Linked DNA regions of Mus musculus: region 2 is linked to region 1. A link is a loop called in an ENCODE intact Hi-C map of the cell type or tissue named here. Cell type or tissue: heart. All regions are shown on one strand.

Evidence for each region. Hi-C counts contacts between places; a loop is a spot of excess contacts. Peaks named below come from ENCODE experiments on the same cell type or tissue, not always from the same donor. Only the 100,000 strongest peaks of a DNase experiment are listed, where the experiment ranks them.
Region 2: a loop joins it to region 1, with 2.3 times the contacts of the local background. A loop is called at or near these places in 7 of 42 quality-filtered maps.

The regions. Positions count from the first base shown.
Region 1 is chr10:84,016,838-84,021,837 of GRCm38, forward strand. No RefSeq gene overlaps it. Among named protein-coding and RNA genes, the nearest start is that of Gm40726, 9.1 kb to the right of the region's middle. In heart, CTCF peaks have their summits at 2,770 (motif pointing left) and 3,616; DNase peaks (open chromatin) are centred at 2,824 and 3,544; H3K4me3 peaks cover 297 bases; H3K27ac peaks cover 2,379 bases.
Region 2 is chr10:83,835,513-83,840,512 of GRCm38, forward strand. No RefSeq gene overlaps it. Among named protein-coding and RNA genes, the nearest start is that of Gm33919, 89 kb to the right of the region's middle. In heart, no CTCF peak of the experiment used is centred here; no DNase peak of the experiment used is centred here; H3K27ac peaks cover 1,117 bases.

The DNA.
Region 1 (5,000 bases):
TTAGGGGTTGAACTTGGGTCCCCACATAAGCTAGCTAGAGTGTTCTAGTATGAGCTATAGCCTCAACCCAAGTTTAACCTTGTCTTTAGACAAGAGTCTTATTTAAGTTGCCTAGGTTGGCCTTGAACTTAACCTGTAATTCAAGCCTCTGTCCCTTGTCTCATACTCCTAAGTAGAAGAGATTATACACACCTGTGCCACCTGTACTTGACTTTTTTGAAAATATTTTTAAAAAATTAATAATGAATTCTTCAGATAGATTTTAATGGAATTTCACATCCACATTGCTTCAGAAACTGCAAATAAACTCCGCACAAGGAGACCAGCAACTTGAAATCCTAGGCTTGAACACTGAAGGAATAGTTGGGTTAAAGAAGATGTTGAAGTCCAGGGAACATAACAAAGAATTCCTTGGGTCTCCCCCAAAGGTCTAGTACATGAACGTGTGGTTTTGCATGTTTGATTAGAATGAAATACTTCACTATGTATACACCACTTTTAGAGATTCTCACCTTTAGTATGCCCTCCCTAACCAGCCAGTCAACAACCCGTGCAAATGGGCATCTGCTCTACTCTTCCTGTGTGGGAAGAGTGTGGTATCCAGTTGATAGTGGGTTCTGAGATGCTTAGAAATGCTGCCGGGCCTTTCAATTGCTAAGAAGGTGAGTCCGCTCTGGGCCTCTTGGGATTTTGCAGCCAGAAACAGAGGAGGGCAGGGTTAAGACCTTGGCCAGCATTTCAATTTCAGTTGGCTCATCTGAGATGGAGAAGTCCACTTGGCAATGACATAGAAGGTCCCTCTCTAGCTACTGTGTAATCTGGGTGAACAATGGACAGCAAATGCATGCATTTTGCATCATGTATAGAAAGTCTAGCAAGGGGCAGAGGGTGTCAAAGCTATGATTGTTACTGAAGATGCATAAGAAAAGAGATTGTTTTCCTGAAAATTACAGAGGAGGGAAATGGGGCACATTGCTAAATATATATTCAAAATAGCCTGCTTTTCATAAACTGGCTGGACCTTTTTTTTTTTTTTTTTGCCTGAGACCATCAACCCATTTTCTCCTACTACGTTTGTTCCAAATGCAGATTCCTGGGTCAAGCCCCATGCCATCACATAGCGCTGAGAAGCTGTGCTAGATTGGAATTGGGAGCACTGAATACCGAGACCATACAAATGCCATCCATGCATAGATTCCTTAAACATAGAAGCACTCAGTAAAACCTGGGCAATTAAGTGGACTGAAAGATGAATCATGTCTGTCTTACAGAGGGCAGGGCAAGTTTTGTTTTTCCTTACTGCACCCCTTTGGTGGTAAGTTGCTCCCCCTTTCTCTCCTTTTAGTATTATCTTAAGAGTCATTGTCACCTGTCTTTGCCACAGGGGTTTACTGAGCCCCAGAGAAGTAGGCCTGGGATTCTCTTCCTTCCAGAGAGAAGTTTGGCCTCCACTTGGGATAAATTCACAAAGCACCGGTGGAATTGGGGTCAGGAAAAATTGGTATTTTTCTAATGTTCTCCATGTGGTATTCTCTGGGGCAAACTTGAGACTGGTAATATGGATCTCTCTAAACATCCCAGCACTAAGCACAAAAGCTGGGAATTGATTTATAGAGCAAGACTATTAGAGGATATTAAAATATAATATACATACAAATCAAAGTTCTATATAGTTTTTAAGGTACTAACCTTCTAAGGACATACATAAAATCCCAAAGAGGAAGAAATAGGAGAGGGGTAGGTGTGAAAACAGGGTAAATTAAGGGAATATATAATAAGCTAAGTGAGTTCTTGCAGAGACATCACAGCAGTGAACAAAGGTTTGGGGCTCAGAAGCACCAGAATAGAATAGAACCAGACAGTTGTATCTACCAGGCAGCAAAACTGATCTGAGCCTCATCTTTCCTAACAGCAGTAAGGTTTAGATTGTATTTAGAGTGTGAGCCTATGAACCTGGGTCATACAACTAGTAAGCAACAGAGCTGGAGGCAGAACCCACCATCATGGTCAAAGCCCAGAATCTCGCTGCTCCGTTAGTTTGTTCTCTTGGTTCTTGGGCACCTCCTAAAGGGAGAGATTCTGCCCTTCCAATACCTTGTAACCACAAATCGCTCTGTACCGTGGCTCAATAGCAGTCAACTCGTGTTTCATTCTATCCTTTGCCAAAGATAGGAACAATCAATGTCCTGAGCCCAAGGCAGTCAAAAGTCTACGTACATTTCACTTTCCCAACGCAGAAACTTGTAAGACCCACCTCGTTTTCCTGGTTAGGACCATCAGTGCTTGTGTGAGTCTAGGAACAGAAAGATGCCTCATATCACTGAGATACTTAAAAGATGACTGGTCCCAGGGAAGTGGAGGAGTAGGAGGGTTGGGGTGGGTAGGAGGAAGTAGAAGTGGAGCAGGGAGAGTAGAAGGGATTAGGGGAGGGGAGAAGGGACTAGGGGGAGGGGAGAAGGGACTAGGGGGAGGGGAGAAGGGGCCAGGGGGAGGGGAAAGGCTAGGGGAGGAGTCTCAGACTTCTTCATTTAAGACTTAAGTATGGGGGCAGCTTTTTGATTAACTTCATCTCCGTGTCTCACATCGTCTCTCTCTGCAACTACTTTTAGGAGCTTCTGAAATTAATTATAACCATGTATTTACTGAGGCAGGCACCTACTGTCTCTAAGAGGCAAAGGAGGTAACCTGAGCAAGATTTCCCAACCAGGAAGCAGTGAGTCCGCGAGACTTAGAGGATGCTCCGCTTACAGCCCGAGTTGGCGCCCTCTGGAGGACAATTAATTCCAACTGTTCCTCTTTGCTTCGCAGGCCTGAGTGTCCAGGTAGCGTTCTTCACTTCAGAAGCCTCATTGCTCCCTCATCAATGTGTGCTCTTTCAGGGATGCACAAATATAGAAAGAACAGATGAAGTTAACTCAGGCTGGGTCTTTGTATTGGTAGTACGTGGAGCTGCTTCCGTGGGAAAAACCGGCAAAGCACCAGGAACCTCCTATTCTTAAGCCGTTCTCTCACCACAGGGTCTGAAGTTGCCCTGCTGGCTTATGGAGTGAAATGCTGTGTTAAAACACAAGTCACCAATCTTGGGGGCTGTGGGAAAATAATGATGGCTCCTCAAAGTTGCACATATTTCAACTCGAAAACTGAAAGTACAGGTTCTTGCATTCTGGTAACAATAGATGGACAGAGAGTGGTGGCCAGAATTCCACATTCTAACAGTTGCTTTAGGAGGTTATTCTGATGCTAATGTCCCCTACACGCCATTTGGAGGAACCCTGTATTAATGAGAACTTCAATTTCAGTAGGGGAGACTCTCATCCTGGATGTCAGCTCAGTCTACAGCGGCAGAGAGTTCATGAAGGGCTGTAGTGACTCAGACTTGACCTTGACCTCTGTCCATTTCAGAGCTGTGTTCCTAGCTCAGGGCAGTGTAACTCAGGAAGTCCGCCTGCAGACGTGCCTTGAGGGTGGCAAAAACTTTTCCCTGACACTATATCTCAGTGTTATGGGCTCACTGAAGATCAGGTAGAAAGAGAAAAGTCGTACTTAGTGTTCTAACAGCATTGCATTTTAAGCCATTGTTAGATCCTTCCAAGGTCTTGTGTAATACACCACGGCGTCACATGGGGGCGCTGCAACGAGTCAACAAGAGCAAACTTCTCAGCAGATGTGGAAGCAGGGCGTGTTCAGGAAAAGCTCTTGTTTTTAGTTTCATGGAGCTTCCAGTTGTGTGTGCACTGCAGTTCATGCTCAGTATACATGTATCTGTGCATGCACATACATTTCTGCATGCCTGTACTTATGTACATTGCACATATGGGAGCTGAGCGGGCAGGGCAGTAGGCAGGAGCAAAAGTCGATCGGAGACCGAAAGGGAAGAAGTTTACAATAGCCCCCCTCAGACCAGAGGTCACCTTCTTGATGATTTTTAAAGACAGTTTTCTGCGTTGTCTCCTGCCGGTTTTCAGTCTCCGAGACAGGAGAGGCCTGTCGGAGAGCATCCCTTGGCTCCATGATACCGGAGAGTGGCTTGGCAGTGTGACACATCTCTCCAGCTTTGCTTTGCAGAGTTCATTTGATCTGACCTTAAGGAACCCGGGCCTCACCATCTTCCTTCACAGACTGATGATGGTTCAGGCACCCCTCTCCACAGCTGCCCTGTGAGGTCCAGACCCTAGAAAAAGCAACCCCAGTTGCATGTCAGTCACAAAAACGGGGATCAAAAGAATCAATGGGCATGTGTGTGTGTGTGGGGGCTTGGTTGTCTAAGGATTAGATGGGAGCTGCAAGAAGCCTGATTTTAGCTTCTGCTAGCTAGTTGAATCATACTGGGAATTAGGTTTGTTTTCCCCCTCCCCAGCCTTCTCTCTTCTCACCTCTTTTCAGGGTAAACGGTTAATGGGCTGTTGGGCCATTTCGAGTCCCTCCTTGTGGGTGCATGACAGGAAACATACCTTTGCCCCCATTCACACACAAAAGTCTACTTGGAAGGCTGAAGGGCTTAGGCGAAGCCCTTATGACATCGGGTGAGTGATGAGGGGAGTTGTCCCTGCGGCAAGGGCAGTGATGTCATTAGGAAGGCATTCAGACCTCTGGGCCTAGGGGCCACACTGTGGGATCAGATGACTTGCTCTGAAATGGTTCAATTTACAGTGCTCAGGTATCTAGCTTGTGATGTTTCACTGGCAGTGCAAATGCAGACCCAAGCTGCCCCAGGTGTCTCTCTGACCTCACCCCTTCACACACCTACATGCGCACACACACACATACACACATGCATGTGCCCATGCATAGACCCTTTTAACCTAAGGCCCTGGATCATAACAACAGAAAGAATGAGTCCAAGGCCATGGGCTGGCATCTTAGAGCTGGTCCTGAAACCTGTTTAAGGACACTGTGCTATGAAGAGTTCGCTCCACAGTGGGAAGTTCAGCTGGATCGGCTGGGCTAGCGGTACTGATGAGAGACTTTTCTCAAGCCTGTGGAAGATTCAGTTGGGACGC
Region 2 (5,000 bases), 180 kb before region 1:
GGGTAAGGTTGGGTGACCTGCGCCCTGTGGTGTGATGGTTCTGGGTAGTCAAGTGAGATGATGCTTAGATGTGCAGATGAATATGAGTAATGGCTTTAATGCTGCTCTTCTCTAGTTGTCAGCTGTCCCCAAGTACAGAATGCGTCTCCAGCCAGCCACTGCTAGTTCTTGAAAAGCATCAAGATCAGTACTCATGGTGGAGCTACTGCCTATCTCATCAGACCTGTATGCAAACCATGGGCCCTCCAGCCTGCTGGAATAAGAAACGTGGGTCTTCCTAAGCCTAACAATAGGGGAAGCTCTGGGATGCTCATCAGCATGAGCCCAAATATCTCTGGGCCATTTTCCTTTCTTTCTTCTTTTCTGAGAAAGGAAGCTGACTAGATTTGTTTCTCCTGACCCACGGGATAACTCCATCTTTATTATCCTGAAATCTGATTTTATCTTATTTTATTTTTGAGACAGCGTTTCAGTGTGTAGCCCCAGGCTGGCCTGTAATTCATTAAGTAGACTAGGGTGGTCTCACAGAGATCTCAGAGAGATTTGCCTGTCTCTGTCTCCCAAGTGCTGGGATTGAAGGTGTGCTCTGAGATATGACTTTAAAGAATGAAAATACTGGTCTTATTAAACATTTAGTTAGTTGTTTTGACCTCATGGTTGGCCATTTTTAGCTTGATGTAAGTCCCGGAACCTATTAAAACCATCACTTATGGGGCTTTAAATTTAATTATGAAAATGGTCCCTCTTTATCACAACAACTACTGTAAGGCCTTCAGCTAGGAGATGACTTTAAACTAGAACTGACTGACCAAACACCCCTTTACAGTTACCACAAAAGCACCTCTGGTTAACCCATCCAGAGAGCTCCTTTTCCTTCACTGAGCAAATGGGAATTATTTCACAAGCATGATTCAACAACAGGGAAAGGGTGGTGTGGGGAGTTGGTTTCTATTTCCTGCTCTTTGCAATCCCCAACTGTTTGCATTTGAAGCCAGAAGGAGAGTTCAGCTAGCTGCCTTGTGAGCTATTGAATTCTTGGCCTCAAAAGGAAATCTGATCTTTGTCTAAGTGACACTCACGTGTGGGCTGAGAGCTGCTACTGTGCATTTAGAGCAGTGTGTGTGCATGTGTGTGTGCACGCACATGCGTGCGCTGTGAGCCTTCTGGAGCCCGTGCTTTCATGACCTTTGAAATAAAAGCATAACCAGGAAAAGATAAGGCTTCATGCATGATCTGCTAGACAGTTTCTGGAGATCTTCAAGATATCCTAAGACAAGGGTACTCAGAGTTAGAAAATCAGGGACTGGGTGTGGGGTGGGAGGACCACCCAGGGTTTCAGGGGCATTGAAGATGTACTTTTGGCATTTTGAAAGTCTTTGTTTCCCATCCCCTTTCTGGAACCAGCCTTTTCACTTTTCAGGAAAAGAAGGTGCTTCTGTTTTTGTAACTGTCGCCATAGAGCAATCTGGGCTCGTGAACTGCCGCTAGGAAGACAAGGTGGAGGGTGGCTGCATTTGTTAGTTTTCTGTGACTGAACTGAGAATCTGTCAGAAACAATTTAGCAGGGAAAGACTTGTGTGTAAGGTTTCGGAAGTTCCTACCACAGTTGTTTGGGTCTGTGTTTCCAGGCAGATTTCAAGGAAGAGTTTCACAGACTTGGGAGTATATGAAGGAGGAAGGTGGCTCATCTCTGGACATGCAGGAAGCAGAGAGAGGAGATAGGTAGGGGCCAAAGCAACATGTAATCCCCAAGGATATGCCACCAGAGACCTCATCTCTTATGTTATATTACAGTCCATTAAAGCCCTCAAGGTATCAAGACCTTCATCAGATTAGAACTCTCAGGATCTAACCATCTCTGGAATGTGTGTGATCTAGTATTGGACCTACAGGTACAGCAGATTCCTCAACTTAAGACCATTCTGTAGGAATTCCAACTGTCATTAGTATCTACCATTAATGAATTTCATGAAAGGCACCACCATGGCTCTAATAGAAGATATAAAACAAGTGAAAAGTGCTTCACCTACTTTGTTAAGTAAAATAGAACCAGGCAAAGAAGAAGAAACTAAGAATCTGTAATCTCTAGAATCTGACATGTCCAACCACATGCGTCCTGGTTAGTTATGAGTGTAGCCCAATGCAAAACCACAAACTCATTTAAAATGTTATGAGATCTTTTATTTTTGGGGGGGGGATGGGTGGTAATTCAATTGTGTGGTGCTTAAGCATGAATTTTACCAATGACAACATGGTGCCCTAAAGTCAGCAAGTTGGGTGTGCCTATCTCCCATTTTCATTTGCATAGCTTCTAAGTTTCCAAGCAAATAGTATGATCATTCATTCCGAGAGTGTGCAGGAAATAGCAAACATGTTTGGGATCCCTTGCCTTTCCTTGCTTATTTTGCTGCACTTCTGCAGTGTTACATCATGACTTCAACGTAGTCTTCATCAAGCCTTTGAAAGACCTGCCTTAAATTGAACTTCCAAACTTCAGTGAATCCTGGTCTCATCTTTTCATTTTCTGAGACTCTATGGAAGCAAGCTTTGCACAGTATTGGTTACTTCTGATGTAGTGGTATTTGGCTTAGCTTGGATTCAGCCAGACTTTGCCTTGGTGATATAGGGAAGTCAGCTTTCAACAGTCTGGGAACTCCACCGAGCTCCATTTGAGACGGTGATCTAACTGTTAGCCAATATCCTCAAAGGACACAGTGCTTCTTGGACACCTTCTGAGTCTCCTGATTGAGAGTTTTTTTGACTAAATGGGGGTAGGTAGGAAAAAGAATTCTCTCCTCCACTCTTCAGGAGTTCTTAGCAGGAGTTCCCTGTAACAAAGGATAGATTAGCAAGACAGCAACAAATAGAAGTTTAATAACACGTACACCATCTGCACACAGGGAAGATACTCACAGACAAGTACTCCTCTAGACCTCAAGACATCTTGGACTTGACAGCATCTGTGGAGCCAAGAGGGAAGGGTGTGGGAAAGGCTGGGTTGAGACACTCCAAGTGTAGCAAGGCTGGGTTGAGACACTCCAAGTGTAGCAGGTGAAGCATTGGAACCCAGAGATGAGGCTTGTAGATAGATCTTCTGAGAAGGTGGTCTGCTGTCACCCTGTCATCTTCCTACCTCTGCCTTCCTGTTGCTGGAGTTACAAGGATGTGCAAAGACTAATGCGCAAAATTACAAAGATTGATGCAGATGCTTCCCGACTGATACAGTCCTGTGATACAGTTGTTCTTTGGAAGATGCCCTTTACAAGTATTGAGTTTTCTTATGCCAGAGCAAGGTTCAGTGCTTTTCTCTGTGTGAAATTTCTCAAAATAATCTCTGAGTCAAAAGAGTATAATTTGGGGGTAGCATAGTTTGCTTTCCTACAGTTGTCTTGTGGGGTGTGATGGATCAAAACCCTATTAGAGGGGACATAGATCTCACATTTGTTGGGACTTTTGTTTTGATCCTGAGTTTATTGTATAAACTCATACACCTTATATCCTCAGGCCTGAAAAGCAAGCAAGCAAGCAAGCAAACAAACCACAACTCCTCAGTTAAAATCTGTTTCATTCCTGTGTTGTTGTTTGACTCTGTGTTCTCGTCATGTCCAAGGAAACACTTGGAAGAGGATGGGAGTTGGCTCTTCATAAGCCTGTCCCTTAAGCTGGCCCAGGGGACTGGGAAACTCAGTTCAGAAGAAGATCAAACCACTAATGGTTTTCTTAATTGCCATAAAGAATCCAAAAAATCCAGATTCCAGAAATCTCCTCAGATTCCTTGGCCAAAGCCATAGAAGCAACTTTAAGTTGTCTTTCTTTTAGACCCTCTTAAATCACAGCTTCAACTTAATCACAGTCTTTATCCCATTCCCAACCTTCATCCTTCACTCCTCCATGTCCTTCTGCCTCTCTCCCGCCCTCTGGTTTCCTCCTCATCCCCCTCAGTCCTCCAAAATCCCTGTAAACTCAGTTGTCTCTTAAAGTTAAGCTCCCCCAAGAACAGACCAAATGCCTTTCTGTGGACTGCAAACCCTGGTCTCCAAGCTCAAAGCCATTGTCAGAAAACCTCCCCAAAGCCCAGACGGGATAGAAAGAAATTTGCAGAGAGACTTAGGTAGTTTTATCAGTGTGTGGTGCAGGACTCACTGATCTGCATTAGCAGGATTGTGTGTCTATGGGAACCTCGGAGCAGCCTTGGATACTCTCAAGGATGATTTAAAGGACCTTAAATATCATGGGAAACCAAGAGAGGCTTTAGTAAGGCAGTAAATGCTGAAAAGGTATTTGCATCTTCATCCCCGAAGATTTGCCTGTAAATATAGATCAGACTCTAATCCAGGCACAGAGAAGAGTCCTTGGCAGACTTCAGACAGGCTGGTTCCACTTTTAAACAGTGTTCAGGAGATTCTGAAGCAGACTGGCTCAGCTCTCTTCCTACATTCCGGACCAGAAGCTGGCATTAGCTATGATGGTACAGAGCAGTACAGGACCCATGGACAGGAGCACAGGAAATACAGTGACACACAGATAATCTGAATGCATTGATGAACACTTTGAAAACAGTTTAGGACAAAACCAGAGCAGAGACTGGAGAAAAAAAAAGTAAGGTCTTATAACAACATCATCGAGGACAATGTCAAACCACCAAACCTATAGGACACCCCTGCCTTGGCCAACTTTAAAGAAGGGACTCTGTTGCTAAAGGTGAGGGAAAGGAAAGGCTCTGACCTGCCTAAGCAGAAAAGAAAATGAGAGAGAGAGGGAGAGAGAGAGAGAGAGAGAGAGAGAGAGAGAGAGAGAGAGAGAGATCGATCAGTATCTCAGAAATCTAAAGATGAAGGGAGTTTTGTTTTTTTTTTTTCTTTCTGGTTGATTTATGTAGGGGTGGTTCTGATACTGTCCTATTTCCCAATTGGTTCTCAATCTGCCAATAAAGAAGCTGTGGACCAATTGCTGGATGGAAGGAATAGGCAGGACTTCCGGGTTCATGGAAGAAAAGAGAC